2 separate regions of the Homo sapiens genome follow, and region 1 is linked to region 2. The links are chromatin loops, found by intact Hi-C in ENCODE. Cell type or tissue: B cell. All regions are shown on one strand. Links, peaks and the distances in the headings refer to the core of each region. The heading gives the core; the rest is flanking DNA. Region 1 overlaps PBX3 (PBX homeobox 3). Region 2 overlaps PBX3 (PBX homeobox 3).

The links. A loop is a pair of places that touch in the nucleus more often than their neighbours do. Peaks named below come from ENCODE experiments on the same cell type or tissue, not always from the same donor. Only the 100,000 strongest peaks of a DNase experiment are listed, where the experiment ranks them.
Region 1: it touches region 2 in a loop (2.8-fold over the local background); 4 of 110 quality-filtered maps call a loop at or near these places.

Annotation. Positions count from the first base shown.
Region 1 is chr9:125,758,490-125,776,221 of GRCh38, reverse strand. The region is part of intron 2 of PBX3 (PBX homeobox 3); the gene reads right to left. Among named protein-coding and RNA genes, the nearest start is that of PBX3, 20 kb to the right of the region's middle. RefSeq lists enhancers at 13,059-15,626, 15,848-17,509. In B cell, for the core only: no CTCF peak of the experiment used is centred there; no DNase peak of the experiment used is centred there; H3K27ac peaks cover 320 bases.
Region 2 is chr9:125,838,243-125,846,242 of GRCh38, reverse strand. All of the region lies in intron 2 of PBX3 (PBX homeobox 3), which reads right to left. LOC124902271 (a long non-coding RNA gene) reads right to left here. Exons shown (of 2, transcript XR_007061778.1): 1 at 1-8,000. Among named protein-coding and RNA genes, the nearest start is that of PBX3, 95 kb to the right of the region's middle. RefSeq lists a silencer at 6,319-6,613. In B cell, for the core only: no CTCF peak of the experiment used is centred there; no DNase peak of the experiment used is centred there; H3K27ac peaks cover 2,182 bases.

The DNA.
Region 1 (17,732 bases), core at 4,320-12,319, 74 kb after region 2:
AGGTAACAATATACTCAATGGTGAAAGACTTAAAGCTTTCCCACTAATATTAAGAATAAGACAAGAATGCCTGTTTCTACCACAGCCACTCAACATTGTATTGGAAGTTCTAGTCAGATCATTGAGGAAAGAAGAAGAAATAAAAGGCATCCAAATTGGAAAGGAATAAGTAAAACTGTCTTTATCTGTAGTTGTCACAACCCTATGTATAGAAAATTTCAAAGAATCCACACCAAAAAACCTGCTAGAGTCAATAAACAAATAAATTTAACCAGGGAGGTGAAAGATTGGTACAATGAAAACTATTAGACATTGCTGAAAGAAATTAAAGACTTAAATACATGTAAAGACATCCAATGTTCATGGATTGGAAGACTTAATATTGTTAAGATGGCAATACCACCCAAAACAATGTACAAATTCAATGCAACTCCTATCACAATTTTTTGCAGAAATAGAAAAGCCAGTCCTCAAAATCATATGGAATTGCAAGGGGCCTCAACTATCCAAAACAATCTTGAAAAAGAACAAAGTTAATACATCATCACTTTCTGATTTCAAAACTGACTGCAAAGCTACAGTAATCAAAACAGTGTACTAATGGAATAAGGATAGACATATGGATCAATGAAATAGAACTACGAATCCAGAAATAAACACATATATCTATAATCGATTTATTTTTGACAAAGGTGCAAAAACATTCAATGAGGGAAAGAATAGTATCTTCAACAAATGGTACTAGGACAACTGAATATCTACATCCAAAAGAATGAATTTGGACCACTACCTCACACCATATTCAAAAATTAACTCAAATGGATTAACCACCTAAATATAAGACCTAAAACCATAAAAGTTTTTAAAAATGGGCAAAAGATTTGAACAGATATTTTTCCAAGGACAAATGACCAACGAGCACACAAAAAGATTATCGTTATTCATTCTTTAGAGAAAAGAAAAGTAAAACCACAGTGAGATATCAATTCACACTCACTACTGGTGATAATAAAAATGGAAAATAATAAGTGTTGATAAGAAATTGGAACTCTGTGGGCCAGGCACAGTGGCTCATGCCTGTAATCCCACCACTTTGGGAGGCTGAGGTGGGTGGATCACCTGAAGTCAGGAGTTTGAGACCAGCCTGGCCAACATGGTGAAACCCCATCTCTATTAAAAATACAAAAATTAGCTGGGTGTAGTGGCACATGCCTGTAATCCCAGCTACTTGGGAGGCTGAGGCAGGAGAATCGCTTGAACCTAGGAAGCAGAGGTTGCAGTAAGGTTGCGCCACTATACTCCAGTCTGGGTGACAGAGCGAGACTCTGTCTTAAAAAAAAAAAAAAGAAACTGGAACCCTGTACATGGCTGTGGGGATGTAAAATGATAGACCTACTATGGAAAATTGTTTGGCATTTGCTTAAAAAGTTAAACACATGATCTAGCAGTTCTACTCCTAGCTGTACACCAAAAGAATTGAAAACAGGTAATCAAATAAATACCTGTACACAAACATTCTGAACAGCACTATTCACAATAGCCAAAAAGTAAAAAAAAAAACCCAACTGCCCATTAGCTGATGAATGGATAAACAAATTGTAGTATATCCATACAATGAAATATTACTCAGCCATTAAAAAAAATGAAGTACTGATATATGCCACAACATGGAAGAACCTTAAAAACATTAAGTGAAAGATGCCAGTCACAAAGAACCAAATACTGTATGATCCCATTTATATAAAATATCCAGACTAGGTAAATCCGTAGAGATAGAAAGCAGATTGGTGGTTGCCAGGGGCTGGGAGAAAGGAGAAATAGAGAATGACTGCTTAATAGGTGACATGGTTTGGATCTGTGTCCTCAACCAAATCTTATGTCAAACTGTAATCCCCAAAGTTGGAGGTGGGGCCTGGCAGGAGGTGACTGGGTGATGGATGGGATTTCTAATGGGTTAGCACCATCCCCCTAGTGCTGTTCTCATGATAGAGTTTTCACAAGATCTGGTTGTTAAAAGTGTGTAGCAGCTCCCCACACTCTTCCTCCTGCTCCGGCCACGTAAGACACGCTGGCTTCCCCTTCACCTTCTGCCATGATTCTAAGTTTCCTGAGGCCTCCCCAGCCATGCTTCCTGTACAGCCTGTGGAACTGTGTGCCAATTAAACATCTCTTCTTTATAAATTACCCAGTCTCAGTTATTTATTTATAGCAGTGCCAGAACAGACTAATAGGTATGGGGTTTCTTTAGAGGGGATGAAAATGTTTTGGAACTAGAAAGAAGTGGTGGTTGTACAACAATGTGAATGTACTAAATGTCACTGATTATATACTTTAAAATAGTTAATTTTAGGTTATGCAAATTTTACCTAAATATGAAAAAAACTAATGTCCTCAAGCAAATAGAACAAATATACACTGCTGTATTGAATATAAACTGGCACACACATTTTGGAAAATAATTCAACATTATCTAGCAAAGTTGATAACGAACATATGCTACGACCCCGCAGTTCTACTCTACTCTCTCTCTCAGGTGGAAAACGACCACTCACCTGGGGTCACCTATGCTAGAAACAGACGCCCTTGTTTTCTCCTTCTTCCTCACATACTACATTCAATTCATTTTAAAAAACAGATATTGAGTGCTTCCTACTATGTGCCAGAGGACAAAACAGTAAACAAAACACAGTATCTCTGCCCTGAGTTCACAATTTCCTGGAGGCAACAGAAAATTAAATATGTAATTAAATACAGTGTCATGAGCACAGTAACAAGGGGGAACACAGGATACTACTGGAGCACATAAGATAGGTTTTCAGACTTAGGTAGGTTATCAGCAGACTCAGAGGTGGTCAAAAGGCTTTCTGAAAGGACATCCAGGCTAGGATCTGAAAGATACATAGGAGTCAGCCAAGTGAACGAAGGGACACAAAAATTCTCCAACCAATCGCCTAATCCTTCCTTCTCATTTTTCAGTTTAAAACCATTGTTTCCTCTTTTTTAACCCCACTATTACCCCATTACAAATACATATCGTCACTGATCTACGAAAGTCTCATAAGTAATATATTCCTTCTAAGTTTCCAAAGTGAACTATATAAAAAATCTGATCAGATCAATCCCTTGTTTGAACCCACCAGTAGCTAGCCAAAGTATAGAACAAAGACCATACTACCCTCGCACAGAACTGAAGCCTCAATGATGTCATCCCTGCCTGTCTCATCACCTGCCTCTACTTACTTAATGGTCCAGCTTGTATTTATAAATGACTCAGCTTGTATTTATCCACATATATCACTCTTTTTTCTGGGGAGAATAGGTAGAGATGGTGTCACCCCATGTTGCCCAGACTGGTCTCAAACTCCTGGGCTGAAGCAATCCTCTCATCTTGGCTCTCAAAGTGCTGAGATTATAGGCTTGGGCCTGCAAACACATGCCCCAGTATGTTTCTCGAAGAGATAAATGAATAGATAAGATAACAGCAATAGCTGCAATTTATTAAGCATCTATTACATACCACGTATCACATTAGGTCCTGTACATACATTCACCTCTAATTCTCACAATCCTGAAAGCTACGAATTAGTGGCCTTACTTTAGGAAAAGAAAACTAAAGCTCAGGAAAAATTAGGTGACTTGTCAAAGTTACAAATCAATTAAGCAGCAGTTCAGAAGTAGGACTCATCTATTAATTTCCAAAATCAGTATTATTCTGCATCAAGCTGCCTCCCAGACTACTCTTACTGTATCTCTCCAAATATCAACACATCTTGTTATTTATAAACTATCTTCCCCAAAGTGAACATCAATTAGAATTGTCTGCCTGTAATTATGTTAAGATGTGCCAAGCTACTTTAGGAGTACTAACCCAGTTCCCAAAACATAAAAGTGAAAAAGAACTAGTAATTATTAATAGCCCGATCACCTCAATAAAGCAATACCTGTCAATCATCCAAGATTGGAAAGAAAAGCAAATTTTTGTTTTGTATAACAAGGTTGAAAATCACCTTATTATTCCTTAATACTTCACATAATAAGCATTTTAGTGTGCTTGAGAGTAGAATGAAAAACGCTCTACTTATCCCAGACACGTAACTGCCCTCAGGAGGCACATGATACAGAAAGATTCACTTTGAATTAGGCAGTACATGCTTCAAATGTACTAAGAGGTTAATATTCTACTTTTCATATATCTACCACCTACCTACCTCCCACCCCACTGCCTGCCATAACATAAATTATACCAGCAGACACAACAAGAACTCAGGTCACACTGGGGTCCCCCTGGTTACCCAGCACGCTAAAATGATAACCTCTCACCCTTGCACTACTCTCCTCAAAATAAAACACATCCCAAGAAATTAAGACCCAACAGGATTAAAAATTCAAATTCTGAAGAATGTAAAGGCTAAACAATGCTAACACAGCCTTAAACATTAAAGGAAAGGAAGAAAAGTAGGTAGGAAATGAGAAAATAAAATTATCAATAGCAAATATTCAGTACCTACTATCAACCAGGCATTATACTAGATATTTTCAGACAAATTATTTCATTTAATAGATCATTAATGTTGCTTAAATAACTGAAAAAAGATATGATTTTACATCTCAATTTTGCTAAAATTAGTCCTGAGAGGGAAGGTATCATGCAAGGAGAGTAACCTTACTTCTTGTTCCTCTATTATTTGCACCATTTTAATGGGAATTTTATATTAATCTTTGACAAGCCATGAAATTTTATATTTTCACCATGACCAACCCATGAAATTTACCAACTTTGTCCATGATTCATACCAGGTCATAGTTATAATGTCTGCTATGCATTTTAGCTAAATAACCATTGAAACTTCTCCCTTTGGACAGAATAAAAAATCTGCCTATAATTAAAACAGGAATTGTTAACTACAAGCAGTTAAAGTTTACAGCATTGTTTGACAGTTGCAAAGATAAGCCAGTAAAAAGCCTGGGATGTTGTGTCTACCTGTACTTCCCACACATTTGAACAATAGTGTGATATCTCTTAGCATCATAAAATCAATCTCAGATTAAGTAATGAAATATGCACCAGCCTTTTCCCAGAACCTTTGACAAATCACACACAATCCTAAATCTTCATAAATCATGATTAAAGACAAGTATATCATCACCAACACATATATCTTCCCAAGCCTGACCCAGAGACTAATGAGAAAAGGCCTAGACTATCTCATCTGATTAATTAATTCAAAATGTCTGCTGTTATTCAAATGTGAGGCTGGTATTATTTGAATAACACTTGACAGCAGCGCCTGAAGATATCATTTCTGATTTGTGAAGCTGCTGCTGCATAACTGATGATAGTTTATGAAAATGTTCCAATGAAGCTGCTTTTCTTGGCACAACTGTGAAAGATTTGCCAAAGAGGTGGTTCTTTTTTTGTCAGTAGTTGATGTTGCTAATGTTGTCAAATATTTCCAAAATACATAATCTCTGAAGTCTTTTTTTCTTAAATATTGCCACAATAGCAGCTTCCCAGCTTCCAAGTCTGATTTGCCTGAACACAAACTGCATCCCAGGAGCCCTCTCTCCTTTTTAAGAATCTAAATAGCACCTTCCCAGGATTCATCCAGTCCCTTCCACTAGCTTTTTAAATTTTTAACGGACTTTGACACTGTGCTGGGCTGAGTAAGAACCTGAGTTTGGGGGTCATTTTTTCCTTACTGAATAGTATTCCTTCCTTCTAAAGTATGAGAAGGAAGATCAAAAGATCTCAAGGTAATACAAGATTTTTTTCATTGAGGAGCAAAAATAAATATATTTTAATGCCTAAGTACTATATTCCCCTTCAAAAACTATTATAGCTTTCTGGTCAAAATTAATGGAGCTAAAGGAACCTCAGAATCAACATTATGTATTTATGTGCTGAACCACTTTTTACTCTGGAGATTTTTTTCAACAGTTCATATTACACATGTCACTATCAGAGAATATTACTGGTAGATTCTTTAACTTACAGGCTTTACTGTTATTTCTGAACTCAAATTTTCCTTCTCTGCTATTATAGCATAGGCTATAAAGACTCTGAATTCAGAAATATGTTAAATACACTGCAATGTACATCCCCCCCACCATCCAAATTTCTTCTTCCTTGCCACTTAAAATTCACTTGCTTGTAGAAGCCTTCTTCATTTACAATTCCCTTCCATTTCCTCTTCTATACATTCCGTTTTTCAATACTGCAAAATAACATTAATGCTTAACCAATGTGATAGCAACAAATACAAATTATACATAACCAGTTGAGCTTAAATAAATTAATAAGTGGTTAAGAGCTAATTAATAAACAATTCACTCAGTTTAAAAAAAAGTCAAAGAATCAGAATATTAAACTGAATAAAGCCTTAGAAATCTCCTCGTCCTACTTCCTTATTTTGTAAATAATCACTCTAGGACTTACCCAGGAACCCCAGGAAGCTTACACTAGTTCTGTATGGAAAACTATGATCCAACAAAATGTGATCTGTTGATCTATCCTTTTTTTCCCTTTATGTGTGCAGTCAAGACTGACTACAGGGTCTGCCTTCTAAGGGCAAAAGCTGTTTCCACACTGAAGAATATTCAGCAGAATACCATACTTGTGTAGGCACTTAACAAATACGCTAAGAGGATCACGCTAATGGCTTCACGATATATTCTGTTGCCTTTAGGATCAGCATACTAAAAACCTGTTTCTTTCCAGGTAAGGTAATCTTTCTGTATAGATATTACAGATGAAAATAAAATAATGCTCTCAGAGCAAATTATATTACATAAGCATTTCACTTTACACAGACTTGTAGTTCTGAAATGGTGTCCGTGGACCCCTGGTGGTCCCTGAGACCCTTTCAGGAGTCCACAAACTTAAAATTATTTTCACAGTAATAAGATATTGGTCTTTTTCACTGTGTTGACATTTATACTGATGGTGCACAAAGCAAAGGTGGATAAAACTGCTGGCGCCATTGCACAAAGCAAGACAGCGGCACCACACTATACTAACAATGTATTCTTTACCACTAGGCACTTAAATTTTTTTTTAAAGGCCAGTTTCACTTCACAATGTCCTTGATGAAACAGTAAAAATTATTAACTCAATCACACCTTCACTGTGTCTTTTTAATATTCTGTGACAAAATACAAATTCTCCACAAAGCACTTAGGCTGCATGCCAAGTGTGAGGAAAGCACTTGCATAACTGTGAGTTGCAAGCTGAACTAGCTGCTTAAAAAAAAATTAACAAATTATGGTTATTTCAGCTTATTTTGGCAGACCTTTTTTCAAAAAGAAACCAAGTAAACCTATACTTCAAGTAAAACAATAAACAGTTTTGGCGCTAATAATAAAATTCATGCTTTCAAGCAAAAATTAGAATTTTGAAACACTGTGTCCTCCACTGTGAGTATGAAATCTTCCCAGCACTTAAAAAAACTGTCCTGATAAGTTTGGTGGTAATACTCTTTCCTTTTCCAATTAGGTATCTGTATGAGGCCAGATATTTCTTCATATACATCAACCATATGATGACAGACTGAATGCAAAGGCAGATATGAGAATCCAGTTGTCTTCCATTAAGTCTGACATTTAAAAGATTTGCAAAAGTGTAAAACAATACTATTCTTCTTATCATTTAGTTTTGCTTAGTTTTGTTTCAGAAAATGCTGTTTAGGATAACATATAACAAGCTGATAATTGTAATAATGTTATTTATGCTAACATAATCGATTTATGATTTTAATTTTTAAATTAACTTAACGTTTTAAGAATTTGTTTCGATTGTTCATACAATAAATAGAGATTAAACCCGCATAAACAAAACTTATTTTAGGAGTATAAAGGAGTCCTAAGATCAAAAAGTTTGAGAATAAATGACACAGATATTCTCTTCAAAAGTCTTTACATAGGAAAGTTTAACAAATTAAATACAGATTCTAACCCAATAAATCATCTACTTATTTTATATACACAAGGATGGCATGTATCTTAAAAGAATTCTATCACATAGCAGAAATTAAATCCCTATAAAGCAACATGAAATAACAAAACAGTTACCAAAAAGACAAACTTGCCCCCCACCACCCCCAAGGACCTTATATCATCTAGGTCATAAACCAGTAATTTTTTTTTTGTATCATTCTTGCAAGGTAATATATGCTAATTACCAAATAAGTTCCTTCAACAACCCATGTCTCTAATTTCAGATTTCCCTCTTCTAAACTCCCCTCTCCCCGTCCCACCGGCCGCCAGCCTTTTTCTCTAGTCCTACTAGCACCTGAGTCTCATTGCTAGCCTGCTCCTGCCTTTCATGTAATTGTTCTATTCCATTTTTCTGATTCTTTCCCCTCAATACACTCAAAGATTCACTACACTCAGAAACGACTGGTGGTCTGAGTGTTTGTAGAACCACTGGGTAGAAAGCAGATCCACTAGGCTTCTCAGAAGAAAGTGGATTGCAGTTACAAATTTGGATAAAATGTAGTTTTTTAAAAAGTCTACCTCTACAAAGCTATTGTTAACCCAAGGTCCATGGTATCCATGAGGGATCCATGAATGATATTCAAGGTGTCTATAAACTCCCTGAAACTGTATTTAAACTTGTATGAGTATGTGCACTTTTCTAGAAAGTGAGCAGTGGGTCCACTGCTTTTATCACTTTCACATAGGAAACTACACTAAAAACAGATTTCCTGCACTACAGCTTTCTGGAGTACCACAAGCATAGATACCTGTGAATGGTGGTATGAACAGATATTAACTATTACATGGAAGAAAGGGCAGATTTTTGAATTACATGACTTTTTAAGAATAAGGACAAAATCAGAATAAACTATTCACCAGCCAAATAGTTATGAGCTTTCCATGTCTTAATGGTTTTCATGAAGCAAAATACTTGGCAGTTGGTTTAATGCCATTGGTTTAATGATGAGATTTAGACATACATATCAGCCTAACTCACCACTTAGCATTCGCCAAATTCACCGGTCACCTGCAACTAAGAGAATCCATGACAAAATTACTTCCAATGGCTTTCCATTATAAATAATTGGGGTTTTGTTTTTTAACTGTTTCAAAATGCTGTTAAGGGTTACAGTTAAAAAGCAAGTGAATATAAAATATAATTTTCCAGGTCTTTCCACCTGATGAGCGACAGCAACACATCAGTGGTTGATTCAAAATAGGAAGTAAACAGTTCAACAATGACTGTAACACAGAGAAGTCAAGTAAGTCTAAAAGAACAAAAAACTATAGCAATTAAATAAATGATACCTTACTGTATTCTGTTCCCAATCATGCTAAATTTAAAATTAGCATTCATTTCAATAACTCATAATCATAGTATTTTTTTACTTAACTACTCTTAGGTTAATCTTTGGACGTGACCCATCTGTCACCTTTAAAGATAATTATTTAATTTATCATTAACTTAAACAGTGATTTCTGTACCTTATAGATAGAAAACTCAGCTAGGAAACTGTACAGTCTAAAATGAATATAAATCAATCATTAAGACAGAAGAACTTATTTGAGAGTCAAAATGAACAAAATATTCTGTGTCAGCAAAATGTCTCTTGTCAAAATCTACTCTTTAAGATTTCATTATAATGTACTAAAACAAATGTCCTTCCCAACTCTATAGAGAAACAAGTCTTAAATCATCCTAATTCAACCCTACAATTTGGAAACACACAAATATTTCCTCACTAGAAAACAGAGTGCTTATTATCATAGTTTTAAAGTTAAAACTTTAAAAGTGAATATTCAACTTTAAGCATGTTACCAGGAGTTTTCACCACAGATTTTTCTATTTTTAAAATATTATCATTAATGATAGCAATGGAGCAGTAATACATATAAATTACTTTACAAATAATTTACATATAAATTACTTAGGATCCAGGTAGGTAGCTATGGCAGTTTTCTTATACTGTATGTATATAGTTACTGTAATTAAAATAAATTTATATGTAAAGAATTAGAAGAATATAGTATCAGATTTAATGTACTCAGCAGATATATATCTAATAATACATGGAGAAGGCATGCATTTATTTAAAAATGTTACTGAGCAGATTCTGTGTGCTAAAAAAAATAGATGACAGATAGTCCCTGCCCTCTAAGAACCTACAGTCCCTTTGAGAATGAAAACTAAAATAAAACTAGTCCTCCCATTCCTAAATGAATTTTTGTAAGATGCCACTATCAGTATTAACTTAGGCCAATTTTATCCAATGATGAACTTTAATGACTCAGAAAATATCAAATTTATAAATTATAATAAGAACAAGCCCTTTTAAGTAGAAAAATAAAATCTCCCATTATTCTCTCCATTCAATCATAATACTCCTTACTTCATCTTATACCCACACAAACTCTTCTTTTTTCCCATAGCTTGTTACCTCAATAATCAAGTCTAGATTTATGACTGCACACCCCGCATGAGTTACTTTGGAGCTTTAAAAATGAACAACAAAAAATAGTGATAATTGGGAATGGTAGTACAAGACCCAAGTTTTAAAGATGAAATATATTTTCAGTTGTCTACTTCTAAGAATGTGTCTGTAAAAGACTTGCAATATAAATAATACACTAAAAACAAATATTTTTAAGTAAAGAAGAAAAAAAACAGGTAGTATTTGTGCTCATATCCCTTCAACTAGTCTTCTGCCCTTTAAATGTGGGGTCTCAAGTGGCCAGTAACCCTATTATCAGATATCAGGAGGGTGTATTGTTTCAATTTTTATAAAAACTAATTTCTTGGTCGGGCGCTGTGCCTCACGCCTGTAATCCCAGCACTCTGGGAGGCCAAGGTGGGCAGATCACTTGAGCTCAGGAGTTTAAGACCAGCCTGGACAACATGGTGAACAACAGTCTGTACAAAAAAATACAAAAATTAGCAGGGCACAGTGGCGCGCGCCTGTAGTCTTGACTATTCGGGAGGCTGAGGTGCGAGGATCACTTGAGCCGGGAGGCAGAGGTTGCAGTGAGCCATGACTGTACCACTGCACTCCAGCCTGGGCAACAAAGTGAGACACCCTCTCAAAAAAAAAAAAAACCAATTTCTTTAAAATACAAATATAAGCAACTTTAAACGATGCCATTTACAAGAACCTGTTACCAGGGTCAGTATCTGTATATAATCTGCTTCTGGAGCCTCCATTAAATAAGGTAATTCAAAGTTTATAAAATTAAAAATAAGGCTTTTATTTTAATTTTATTGATTGGATTTCTTAGATGGCTAGACTCTGCAGCCTTCACAGTAGCCGTCAAGAACCCCATGTCTACAAAACTAGGCAGAGGTAACAGAATATCTAGACAAACCAGTGCAAAGAAGAGGAATAGTGATTTTTCTGCATTTCTCTTTGAACTATAATTATATCCCAATACATAGAGTTCTAAAAATAAAATATAAAAACAAGCTTAAATCTACTATAACTGTCCCTGAAAAGCAAACCTTTGCAATCAGCAAAGGCAACTCTAAGCAATGATCTAAAACTCTAATATCCTAAGGTTCCAAGAACCATTTCGGATCTTAAAATAACAGCTTTACCTTAGAAAATGTAGTGTATTGCTAACTAAAAATTGAAACTTTTTGCAAAACAATATTTTTCTTATAGCATGTAGTTCCCCCAAAAGGCGATAAACTCTTTATTCTTGCTTTGTGCCTTAAGACATAATCTGCTTTTATCCGTTAGCAAAATATGAACCAGCTACTAGGCTGACAATGCCAAGAACCATGACAAAATGGATTATTAATGAGAAACTGAACTCCAGAACTCTATTAATTTATGTCTTCCTGTCGGATCCAAAAGATATATCAGCCTTCTCACTCAAAAGAAAAAAATGCCAACACTGTACTTTGTTTTAAAGTTCTCCACAGATGAAGAATTCATTATCCAAAGTACAGTTCTGTTATTTCAGGCTTTCTTGTAGGATAAAGAATCTTTATCAAATGGCTAAGAAAGCTGCTGACAAGTGCAAGTACCTTGCAAAATATATTTACATCAAACATTCACTGAGAAAAACCAGGGGGAGGGGCAGGAAAAAGGTGAAAGCCCCTGCAACACTCTTATCCCCGCCCTGTCCTTGCAGTCTTTAGAAAACTAAGCTCTTTTGATTCCAGTTGTAAAATAGTAAGCAGCATTAATACAATTTCATGTTTGCAGGCTTTTAAAATTTCTAATTACACTAATTATTCTGACATGAAGGGAAATGATCTAACAAGTGAAGAAAAGAATGTGTGATTTCTTTATGCATAAACAACGTTTAAATGACATAAAATATCCTTTTAAGCTTCCACAAAAAAATCTATCTAATCTATGCTTATCATAATATTTATGAAATAAAAAAACCAGAGAGGAAAAATTGCTATAATGTACTCTGTGTGACCTCTGCTTTCCACAGAGAATGAAAACAGCCTTTTGCTTTTCAATCCCCATCAAAGTGGAGTAAAAGGAGGGACAGCGTTCCCGTGCTCACTGCCATTAATCATTGCTTTCTTCAAGCAAGTGCGTATTAATTTCTGTCATCCCAAACATCATCGAGTATTGTTACAGCACCGTTCGCTCCTCATTCACCACCAGTTGTTACCAGTTTCCCTACACTGAGCAGAGACAGGGTGAATCGTGTGGATTTCAGTGTTAGAGGCCTTTATCCCTGGGGTGCTGACACCAATTAAGCCATTTCAAGAAGAAATGAGAACAGGCCCAACCCTTCCATGTAACAAGAGCTTGCACCTAGCTTTGGCAGGTTGCCATTTTCTCTGGCTTCACACTATAGAAATACTCTTCTCCACATCCCTTTGAATGATTCAGGCTGTTTACATGTAATCGGTAACAATATCTTTTTGTTCATTTCTGCAGGTTCAAACTTAATGCCCAACACAACCTCACACAAAAAGATGGTAATCTAGAAAGATTAATGCTATTATTACAAAATCATTAAATTCAGGTTATGAAATAAAAACATATATGCCTTGTAATCCTGTGACAATTTTTTTCCCCCACAAAGGGCATTTCAAAGAAAAATTAGACTGCAAAAGCTATTGCTTTTCTCAAACTGGGCTAATTGAAGATAAAATATTTTATGCCATTGGCTCAATTTCAGCACTGTATTTGCTGAGAGACTGCATATACACAGGAATATAAACCAGATACTTCCAATATAAATGGCACAGTTTGTGTCCAGTTTAAAGAGGCTTATTACCAACATTGTATTGACATTTGCTTTCTTTCCAAGTCTTTGACTAGGCACTAAAGGCTATGCTTTGTAAAAGGTTACCTCTAAGTCCAAAAAAAAAATCTGCTCAAGTGAGTTTAATTAATATCATTTTTGCATCACTAAATATAGAGATCCATCAAACTCTTTCACAATATTGTTGATTTTTTTGACCGCTTTAGATCGAATCATTCTCCTTGTTTTAGACATTTACATCTGCTTTTAAGTTTTTATGGTTGCCTGTTGGCAGGCAGCAAAGTGGATCTGTCGATGCTACTGCAGAATAATGCAAGGTTTGTTATGAATTAAATATTAGAAACCTTAACACAGCGGCCAATAAGAATTATTTGCCTTATTAAAGCAGCAGAAGACGCTGATTAAATTTTCATTGCATTGCAGTCTTTTTCCCATTTCTGCTTTCAATTCATCATTCTAATGTATGAAAGGCTCACCGAATAATGGCAGGGGGACTTAATTTCTGGAATGCAAATATAGCAAAGAAAATACCATAAATACCCTCCCAGAAAACATTAAACAGTCAGTTCTAATTAAGTGAATACTAACTAAGTAAATATTCTCTTAAAGGGAAAAAAATAACTCAAAGGTAAAGAATTTGAGAAGGAAAGCACAATTACCTATATTACAAATATATACAGATACACATAGTGGGTGGACTATATTTTTTGGGGAACTACACTTCTTGCAATCAGTTAACTCTCTTAAAGGCCTTACAGCACTCTAAAGAAAGGGAATACAGTCATGATTGTACTCAGCTTTGCAGTTCCTGAAAATTTAGTAATTTTTACAAGAAAAAAAATGACAAGAAGGGTAATAAAACAATGTACGTAAAGTAGCACTCAGCCAGAATAGCAACTAACATTTCTGAATCTCTACATTGTTTTAAATTTACAACATTCACTATTGCAAATATATTTAGAATATAAACTGCCCCTGCAAAAATACTGTAATCATATGTCCTATACTGAAGGTTGTTCACATTTTTGCCTTAATATGAGGAAGAAAATGAACTTCAAGTATCCATTTCCCCTAGAGAAAATCTCTTCCTTGAAACTCTGCAACTAATGAAATGGGGATCTATAAATAGCAGCATCATTACCATGAGAGCCTCTACTCGGTACCAGTCTCTGCAGCTGACCCTCTTTATACTAATAACTACCAGACTTCAGTCTCATTCCTCTATAGGGTGATCAATACTGGGACAGTTAAAAATGTGATGGAAATTTAACCTACAGAAATGGTATTTACTTAGCAAGTTTCCTAAAAACACATAGTGCTGCCTGTTCTTAGTATCTTTCTATTCACACTTTATTAGAAAGGTAGGGGTTTTGTGTTATTGTTTTGACTTTTTAAAATTATTATTATTATTAACTGAGATGAGTGGGGCCCTGTAGCTTTTTCTCTAATGTTACGGAGACATGCATCATGACAAGACAAAAGCCATAATACACCTGAAATGCTCCCTGCTGAAGCTCTCTCGATGAACCTCATTAAAATGGTTACTCTATTCCAAATATTATCCACTGAAGCATTACTGTAGTAAACTCTTGCTTGAATTGTGGAATAGTGATGGATAAAAATCAGTGAGCATTTAATCAGTAAATGTAATGATATGGAACAATGTTTTACTCTTACTCAAAATACAATATTTTCAAATGCAATAGATCACTCTAAAAAGTTAACCAATATTAAATATCACCATTGGCTGTAAATTAGACCATAATAAAGAATGTAGCTAAAGGATCTAGCAAAAAAAAAAAGAAAAAAGAAACTATTTATTAGATGTCTATAGAATACACTGTTGCTATGTATAATTTATTGGCACTGAGATATTTATGTTGCACTTCATTAATGGTAAATATCCAGTTACATTTGCATCTCCTAAATATAAAAAGCTCAATTGTTCACTAATTTCATATCTCTTAAAATAAATATGATAAAACGTTCCAGTGGGTGGATGAGTTTAAAGCCTTTTATTCTCAGTGACAAAATTATTGATGACAACATATCATAAATGGCACTTCCTCCATATACACATGTCATAAGAAAATGTAAAATATTGGTACAGCTGCACATGTAGAACATTTACTTTTTAAATGAAAATATGACATTTCAACATTACACACAACGTGGCTTAATCAAGAAAATATATGTGAATTCAAAGGTGACATCAAATTTCACACATGCTTAACTTCATATTCAGTGTACTTGTAGGTACTTATATGCACAGAAAAATGTAATTAGCCTAATTTAAACACAAAAGGTATGGTTCATTTTGGCACAATCAGATGCACAATGTGCCATCATGCTGTGTTCACTAATGTTTATGTTTACCAAATTATTGTTACTATCCAAGTAAAACTATGAAATAGACCACAGAAATTTAAATACAATTTTGAAAAAATAATTTTTAAAACATACTGTAGATAGAATTCTAATAGTGGTATACAATATCATCACAATATGCCATGCTAATATTATTTTATAAATTCTACAAGCAAAATGAATTTGTCCACTGTATGAAACCCTTACATCAGATTCTTTTCTTCTCCTATGTCTCAAAAAAAAAACCTAAGACTAAAATACACAAACAGTATTTTCCTGCAATGAACCTATGAAGCACAAAAAGATGCACTGTTTAAAAGAGTTAAATCATTAAAAAGCAAATAATCACATATGAAGTCTTGAGAACTGAAATTTACAATTTAATTAAAATAGGGAATTTATGACTTTTTTTCTATTTTAAGAGAAAAATGTTGAGATGAACTTTAAAATAGAAAGTAAACTTTCAGCGTCCTGAAATTCGAGCACAAAATAATTTGTGTTGCCATCTCGTTTTAATGATCCCAACGCAGAACAAACCGCGTGAAATAAACTGCTCAGATAGGTTGGAATGGAAGAGTTGCAGAGTTAAATAAAGCAGATTTGTAAATGGCAGGATCCTCGCAGCAACTACCGAGTTCTTGCTCTGAGGCAACTGATGGAGCAGAGCTGCTCAGCGGCACTTGACAACAGCAGTGCTCCCACAATTGTAACCCTCAAATCCAATCAATCGTTGCTCTTTGCATTTCAAGCAGCTCCTGGCTGCCACTGCCTGAAGATAACTATTTTACCACCTCTGTCATGCCTAATTAACAAGTCAGATGTACAATTTAGAAATTTTGCAATTAACCTGCTAAAATATTGCTGGAGGATGCTAATTGTTATGCCAGTTGCCATAAAAGCTCATTTGCATAACTTATGTGTGAAAAACAATTATGAGCCGCGTTCACAGACGCGGTCCACAAACTGCTCCTAGCTACGGATGAGAGGGCCACAAAAACACTTAATTCATTGCCCACAAAATTATGTTCCCCCTTTTCTTAAACAGCATCTGTTTTGTGAAGCTATATTCATAGAAAATCCCCAAATCAACAATTAGAAGCATATGTAAATGTGCGATTACAGTTCTTTTTCTTTCATTGACAACTTCTCCTTTTTTGCTTGCATGAGGAGTAGGGGATGATATGATAAATGCCTCACTGTTCCAATTCCCTTGCACAACAAATAGGAAGTACATTTGGCAGTGCCAGTGAAACTGCCAGCCCACCAGCCAGGAGGAAGCCATTCTCCTCTGCTCTATCTAGTCACTGCAGCACTATCACTAGGGGCCACTTTAACAACAGAAAAGCTAAAGTCAATTGTTTCTTCAGTGAATAGGCTTCTGTTCTCCAGCATATATTTACTGAGGCATTTAGGGCAGATTTTTGCCATTAAACTGAAGTCTGTAAAACATGGTTGTCTACAAATATTTACACTAGTGCTGACCACAGCTCTGCTGCCACTCAGTGTCACTCTGGACCTGACCACATTTTTTTAAGCTCAGGTTTTGCCATCTTTGAATCAACCATTTCCACTACTTTCTCTGCCTAAGTTGAGTAGTTCTGCTGCCACCTCTGAAGCAAAGACAGCCTGGGGTGTCACTCACTATGGGATCAGGGACAAATTACTTAACCTCTCAGTGTCACCTTCCTCATATGCAAATTGAGAATTAAAATACCTACCTTGGAGCATTGCTACAAGTTTAAGAAATAATATGTCATCAGCATTATATTATTTTTCCCAATAAGTATATATTACTTTAGATTTAAAGCATGAATTTTTTTTAAAGAAATGCATGTAAAGCACCCAGCACGCAGACATTGCTGCACACAGACATTGCTCAATAAATGGCAGTAATTTTTATTATCATTATTAAATGAATGGAATCTTCTGGAGGGGAGAGGCTTATTTTTTCAGCATGCTGCATTAAAGTTCAGCAAATTATAATCGCTTAAGGAAGAAGAGGTTTAGAAATTCTACAGCTTGGCCATCAATTCTAACATTTAAAACTGAAAGGGAAAACTTTATGGGAACATCTTATCTTTTTTTCACATTACAATGGTTGACAGCTACTTTTTTATATTGGAAAATGTTTATATTTCTGAAATTATTCACTCACTGAA
Region 2 (8,000 bases), core at 1-8,000:
ATCCTACACATTACATGGTACTACTACTGAGCATTTATAACTGTGTTTTTCTGTCATTTATATAATAATTTCTAGCTAATAGGAAAATAAAGAAAATTAAAACATGAGTAGATGAGTCTTAATTTTTGTTTGGATCCTCCTTCCTCAAATGACATCTTCAACCCACATAAATCTCATAATTTAGGCAAGAGAAACTAATATTCACTTTATTTTTTACAAACTTTACAGAATATATTTTTTAAAAACTAATTCAGTGAATCATTTTCACTTTAGAGTCAAGGCCTATTGCATAAATGCAACAATACAATAAAATATTTTTATACATTTACTTTCTTAATCATACCATATAGAATATCTGAATTTGTGGAAATTTATTTATTTCAACATTTGTCTTTTAAGATAAATTACAGTCAGATTACTACTCAGATTTTCTTTAGTAGCATATATAACCCCAAAATAGCCAAGCTTAGTGGTGGCAAAGCTTCAAATATTATAAACTCACATTTTTAAATCAGGGCAGACACCTGAGACAAAAACTGTCCCCAAAGCTGCCTACAACAGCTACATGCTGGTCACTCTTTCTTGTCAAGGCTGATTTATTGCCTCCTTGCTGTTCAATTTCACATTTTGTCCTCATCATATCCCTGGCTCATGATCATTCTATGCTGACCCTTGTAGGGCAGGCAGGGAATATTGATAAAACAATTATCTGTTAGCCGTTCATTTGATTTTCCATTTCAATTACGGATTGCACGAGGCAAAAGGAAAAAGATTGCATCATTGATTTTTCTACCTTACAACAGTACAGAGTTGCTTTGATGGTTATAAAATGAATGCAACTCAACCATGCTTTTAAAGGTCATATTTTTTGTTTTAGCGTAATTTTTTCAAAGCGTAATGTATGCAACTGTATGCATCCTAAAAAGAAAACTATCTTCAAAGCCAAGCTAAATTGCTGCACAGGTGAGAAAAATATATACATAAAAATGCTTCAGATGAGTCAACCATTTCACAGTTGCATCCACACTGCATAGTAAAGGACTTTTCGGGAAAAGTATACCGGTTAGGGAATTTCCAAGGTTTTCCGAAAGATTTAGGTACGGAGACATAGCAATCCCTTCAAAAGGAAGGAAAAAAATTAATGCTTCCTGACTAACGTAGTTAAATAGTGACAGTAGTTTGTTCAGTTTCCATAATATGAAAGCAGTATTTTTAAAAAAGCATATTATACTACTAACCATAATTATGTTTAAACCTCACCTATCTGAAAGGCTGATAATATGCTATTGCTAGCCAGTGATCCAGGACGGTCACAGTCAGAGAGAAATGGTGCTGAACCTACTAAACTTCATTATGGTTCAGCGAATGGTACAGCTCCAGGGGATGTTCACATGGCCGACCTTAAGAAAAGTTCAGCCTTTGATCAAGGTTTAGTGTTCCTGGAGTAGCAATGGTACAGGAAAGGGTTTCCATTTTCTGTGCCATAAGGTGCTGGTGTTGATCTTCTTAAAGCCCCAGAGTTTTCTTCCAAGACTGGATTACACTCAGCAATTAAGGTAATGAACTAGCTGAGGTAACAAAGCATAATGATCTCTTTTGTCCTTTGAATTCTTATGAACTCCACTCATTCACAATAGTCTGGCATGCAAAGCTTTTTCAACCCTGTACTGCTTAAAACTATGTAAAAATGATTACTTCCATTATGCCTTCATGGTTTGACATTTTTAATTTAAACACCTGTAATATTTAAGCATACTTTTCAGAACCAAAATACCCACTCAAAGAATGCTAGCTTACATTATGGTAATATTTTGACATTTTATATAGTATATTTTAATGCCTGAAAAGATAATGTGATGAATCCATTATAAATATATCAAAATATATATACCTAGGACTTTTTCTTGATTTTTTTTGTTTTTAAATCCTAAAGTTTAAAAAAAAAAAAAAAAGGTGGCATTCTGTTAAACAGTCACTTATGGAGCTTGTTGCCAGCGTTAACTCTCTTCAAGTTCAATGTGACCTAAAATATGCAGGCAAAAAAATTAAATAAAAATCTAAATTATAATAGAAAACTTCCTTAAAAACAGATTCTTTACTTTTTCCTAACAGAAAACCTATTTTAGAAAAAGATATTTTTATGTAGAAATTGCATTTTCTAGAATTTATGTCACTTTCATTTTATAATTTTTTTAAACATCTGGGCACTATTTTTTACATTTTCTCAAATCTTTGCATTTTATAAACCTTCACCACTGCAGATTTTGCTGCTCTCTGATCTTTCATCTTAACACATTTCCAGCCCCAAATTTCACTTCAATCTCACCTCATCTCTCCATACTACATTAACCCCTGGCAATTGCCTTCCAAATGACCCCATTAAGCTGTAATTGCCTCAGCAGGCCTGCACTTTCGCTTGTAATTCTGTACCTCTCATCTCCCAGACGTTCTCTCAGCATCATTTCATGTTCTGGCTCCCTTCACTGAGCTCAGCTTATGACCTCGCTGCACCATGGCCGAAATGACTACTAAAAGCATAACAGAGACGGAATTCCATTACTTATTTTTAAAAGTTCTCTGGTGCCCTAATGTAATATTCTTTCGGGACTGTTGTCAAGGATACCAAGCACCGGCCATTAAAACCTTTTGTTTTCCAAGGCATTCCGTCTTTTATTAATAAATAAAGATAAAGATAATGTGCATCCAGCCGGTGGAAAGTGAGGGTATGTTTGCAATTTTCTCTCTCTAATACAACCTTATTCTGCCCATAATATTTAGGAAATACAGACAATAGGAAAAAGCCTTTTTAAAAATTCTCCGTATACCCCATATGACCATACCAGGCCCCAAATTATATAAATAAGAATTAGTTAACATCTACATCCGTAGGGTTGAGAACCATCCCTTTTTAAATTTTATGTAAATTATACTCACATTTAAGTAAAATCAATTGAAGATATTTATGATATTAGTTTAAAAACAAAATTTGCAATCACTCCATGTAAGAATGTCAGTCTCTTATGGGTAAATGAAATTCCCAATGGGCAGTCTCAGAACAGTAGAACCAAATAACAAGGAAAACCTTATTAAATTCCCCAAATAGGTTTGTGGATATTTTAGGGAGACCTGTATTCACAGAGAAGAAGGAAAATAAAACATCTTAATATTTAGGATCAGGAAACCAAGTAAGTCAATCAAGCCCTGTAAAAAGTGAAAAGGTGAAATTTCTTTATCGTGAAAACCAAGGATAGCCTCAGCAAAACTCAGTACAAAGCTAGAACTGACATAAAAATAAAAGAGCTTAATTTTGTAAAGAAAAAACATTTCCCCCATAAACTAAAGATGAAGATTTGAATTATATTTGAAACAAACTCCAAATGCAAAACTAGCAAATTCCAATGTAAGTAAAACAAGTAAACAAAAAAATCAGCAATCAAAGGACTTCACAAAAACAACACAACCAAAAAGATCAAGTAGGAGGCAAAGCCCACAAAATTGGGCATGGATGAGGCCCAGCAAGGAATCCTTCAAACAGCAGTTGCATGCAAAAGAACTCGAGCAACTAAACCCCATAATCTTGGGTCAATACTGACTTGTTTTACCCTAAACTTCAACTGTTCTCTCCTAAAAACTGCCTTGTGCATTTCTCCTTAGTCCTCTCCTACTAATGAATGCCATTAAGCTAACACACTCTGAAAGGTGCCTCAAGAAAAACATTTTTTTAACTGAAGCTGCTATTTTCTGGACTAGACCACATTAAATGCAAAATGAAAACACTGGGTGTGCAGATTTCTCCTAACCGGAAGGCTGAAAAAGACTGAATGGAAAGGGGTGAATTCTTTTATGCATGTAATAGTTCAGAAAACTGATATGATGTCAACATGAATGTGTTTTACAATAAAATTGAGTGTCAGAGCCAGAATGGATTCACTGTCTCTGCAGGCCAGAGCATAGCCACTGTTGCCTAGAATTGAGTAAAGTTGTCAAGTGAACTGATGTTTAGTTTCAGTAAGATGGCCTGAAAGAGAAGAGCTAGCACAAGGAAAACTCGCTACAGCAACTTTTTGCTTTAAGAAATGACTTATATTTCTAACCCCATCTTAAGGAGGTCAGTTACTTCATCATCGGAAGGCAGAAGACAAATTGACACTTGATCAAAATACACAGATATAAATGAAAGTTTTCAAAATTAGAGGTTGAGAGACAATATAATCCATGCTTTCTGAATTATAAATGTCTCATAAAATCATCTCATATTTCAGATAAAATATAGTCTTTTACTCAAATTTTTCATCTAGATTTTTGTTAACAGTACAATAAAAGCTTCACTGAAAAGCACAAGCACTGAGGTCAAACTATCTCTACACATCCTAACTAAAGTGTTCCACTCTAAACCAATACTGCAGTTTACTACATGTTTCTGAAATTAACTCCAACATCCAGAACAGTTAAGAGATCAACTTAATCTCCCTTGATTCTTTAACCAAGATAATCAATTCTGGCTACAGTAAAGTAAGCACTGCCCATTCAACAGCATTCTGAACAAAAGCTGGGTCTATGTACTAGAGGCATTGCAAGCAAGCTCAAGACCAAAACAAGTCATACACCAGCAGAGCTATACTCCAGAGACTTCACTCTTTTCCTGTCTTCTCTGTCACTGAATAAACTGGGGTAAGACAACACTCCAGGGATGAAATAGCAAAAAGGAAGAAAAGTAGAATGGTTATAAATGTCCTGTTGCAACAGTTACGTACATAAAAATCTAGCCATGCATTTCTCTGGTGCCTACCACATCACAAGTTCAAGACAAAAAACATAGTACCTAGGGTGTGCTAGATTAACACAAACAAAAGAATCATCTACAACATTTCTCCTACACCCACAGAACCAAGCATTAGCTAAGTCTGATTTTAAAAACACTGCCACAAATTATTTGAATTTTCAACAGTAAGAATAAATTTAATTATCTGTATTTACCCAATTATTCAAATAGTTTAAGATCTAAGGCTTTTTAGGATTTAGATAAAACTTGGTAACAAGTCCAAGCTCTACTACTTAATAACTAGGTGACTTAGACAATTTATTAAACCTCTCTGGGCCTTAATTTCTTCATGTGAAAAATAGGAATAATCAAACAAACCATAATAAATTCCATGCAAAGAGGCTATTCATAGTCCCTAGCGCATGGTTAGCCCTAGTGTTAGTACATAATAATTTAAGAATTTCTAAAGAACAATATAGTTAGATGCTAGGTAATATAATAATTGAACTAATAGAAATCAAACAGCTGTAAGACTCTATGGAGACTTAAAAGTAACAAACTGAACGACTTAAAATCAAACAAGCAAATAATTTCACAAAGGAGGAATATTCTGGGTTCAAACCCTTACCCTGGACTCTCTTTACAATGCCCTTTTCTGAGCAATTCAGTTAGAATGAGGTTCAAAGGAAAGAAGAAGAAAGAAGAAATAACTCTGTAACATAAACATTTCCAGTCTTTGCCCTTCACCCTACTCATATATATGACTTCCCAAAAGACATATAGCATATTTTAAAACTAACAGTTTTCAAGTAAAAATTTTCTTGATATAGAAAGATATAGAATACTAGTGTTATAAAATTACAGTCAATGTACCAAGGAGATCGAGGAGTTAAGAAAGAAAAATGGCCAGTTCTTTAAAGGAAAGAGAGAAAAATTCACTCAGAGGGTTAGCTATAGCTAAGGGATGGAAGGTGTGTTAAAAGTCACTAATAAACTTCTAGAAGCATATATAAGTAATAATATAAAAGCCAAGCAGAAAAGGCCAGAAAAAAATATGTTACTACACCTTTTGTGACACACTGCCCATAAGAAACAATTGCTAAAAGGCCAGCATACGCAGGACAGCATTATTTACATCTGACCAGAAGAACACTATTAAATAAATTCATTGTAAGTGGCATCTAAAACACAATGGACACATTTCCAGTGTGCTAAAAAATGAAAAATAAAAAACTCCATCCTGAAAAAAATTCCTCCTTTATTCCAAAGTTGTTTCCATCTACAGAAAAATCTTCTGGAAAACAGTTTAAATATCACCATAATGCTAGACAAGTCACAATTATTAATCTTCACTATTTACTATTTAAGATATTTAAAAAAAAGAAGACAGGTCTGTGAACATGAAAAACATTTTTAAAAATCTCTCTGCTGATACCCATATTTACAAAGAGGCATCTGAATGGCCCACTGTCCATAGTGCTCCTCAAAGCCCAGAAATGAGTACCACAAGACTGACAGATAATAGAACACTGTACAGGTTTCTGAAAGCTTTTGCTTTATACTAAGAATTTAAGAGAGCAAAATACTTCAAAATAGAGTATACATATATCAGATGTCAGGAGTAAATTATCTCAATTCCATAAACAGGGAGGTCACTGAAAAGACAGTCTTGGAATGTTTAAGAATCATATCCCAACAGTATCCCTTTTCTCTTTTGCTTTCCTCGGCCTTTCATGTCTTCTTGTCCATACAATATATATACTTGGATGTGATCCAGTAATCCAAAACTATACATATCCAAAACATCTTCCCTAACTTTCCTAACAGAGACAAGAGAACCAAAAGACTCTCGTTTCCAGGCTTTTAAACTCCCCATAAATCTTTGGCTTTTCCCTCTCCTTCTACCTACATTAAATCTTGCTAACTTTTATTGTGAAGAAGTTACATCAGTTCATCCGGCACAACAGGAGCTTACAAAGATTGGAAATATTTCTGTTATAGGGTTATTTCTGTTTCCTTCCTCTTTCTTTGGAACCTCATTCTAATTGAATTGCTGTGAAAAAGACATTCATTTACTCAATCTATAGATCTGAACAAGTGAGAGATCTTCTGAATCTGAGTATAGTCCTCTTTATTCATCACCATGTTGCCTCTTGATTCCTCAAATCTACAACAATGAATGAGATTTAACTGGTTCACCTCAAAAATTATTGTTAATAGTAGTAACATATCTATTGAGTATCTTCTGTGGGTAAAGCGCTTGACTATATGTTTTCATGTACAATTTCATTTAATTCTCACAGCTACTCTATGAGGTAACCACTATAATTATCTCCATTTTAGAAATTTTAGAAGTAAAACACAGAAAGATTATTTTCAGTTACTTCCTCAAGGCAACCTAACTGGGAAATAGTGAAACTGAAGCCCAAATCCAGGTCTGAATGACTCCAAATCCCATATTCTGAACCATTCCCCTCCGTGTGTTAAGCTCTACCAAAAATCCCCATCCTAACTTGCTGCCTTCACTTTTTCCTCTACCTTGGCAAAAACTTCTATCACTTTCCTGGAAAATCTAACAAATCCTTCCAAAAATCCACTCCTTTCAGCCTTCAAAATTCTACTTTATTATTTTCATTTTATAAAACCTTCCCAGATTAGTGCCATACATTTCTAACCTAGACCTAGTTAGTACCAGCCACGACTCCTGGCCTTTGTTCTCTCTAATGTTTCGTACTTTGGTACAAAGAGCTAGTGTTATCTATCTATATTTTTGTCACTTGACATTAGCAGAAACCAATTTAATCTTGTAAATAACAAATAACAGTAAGTTGCACAACTAGCAATCAACAATTACATTTATGTAGGTAAACTGGTTATATCTTAAGAATGTGATTTGACAGATTTTTCATATCCTGCAAAGTATATCTTCCTATCATTTCCCATTTACAGTCCAAATCTTCTTGTCTACCAAAATACACCTAACGTTCTTGTGGATACCAAGGAGCTAAAAGCTGAGTAATTACAAATGGAAAGCAGTTTGTAGTGTGATGTAGCAATCACTCATACAAATTATAGAGGTCTCTTGAAAATTGTGAGAGCAAGGGCCCATTGTCCAAAGTAGACTTAGAAGACGCCAGGTGCAGCGGCTCATCACTGTTATCTTAGCACTTTGGGAGACCTACACTGGAGGATCGCTTGAGCTAGGCCAACATTAGGCCCCGGCCAACACAGTAAGACC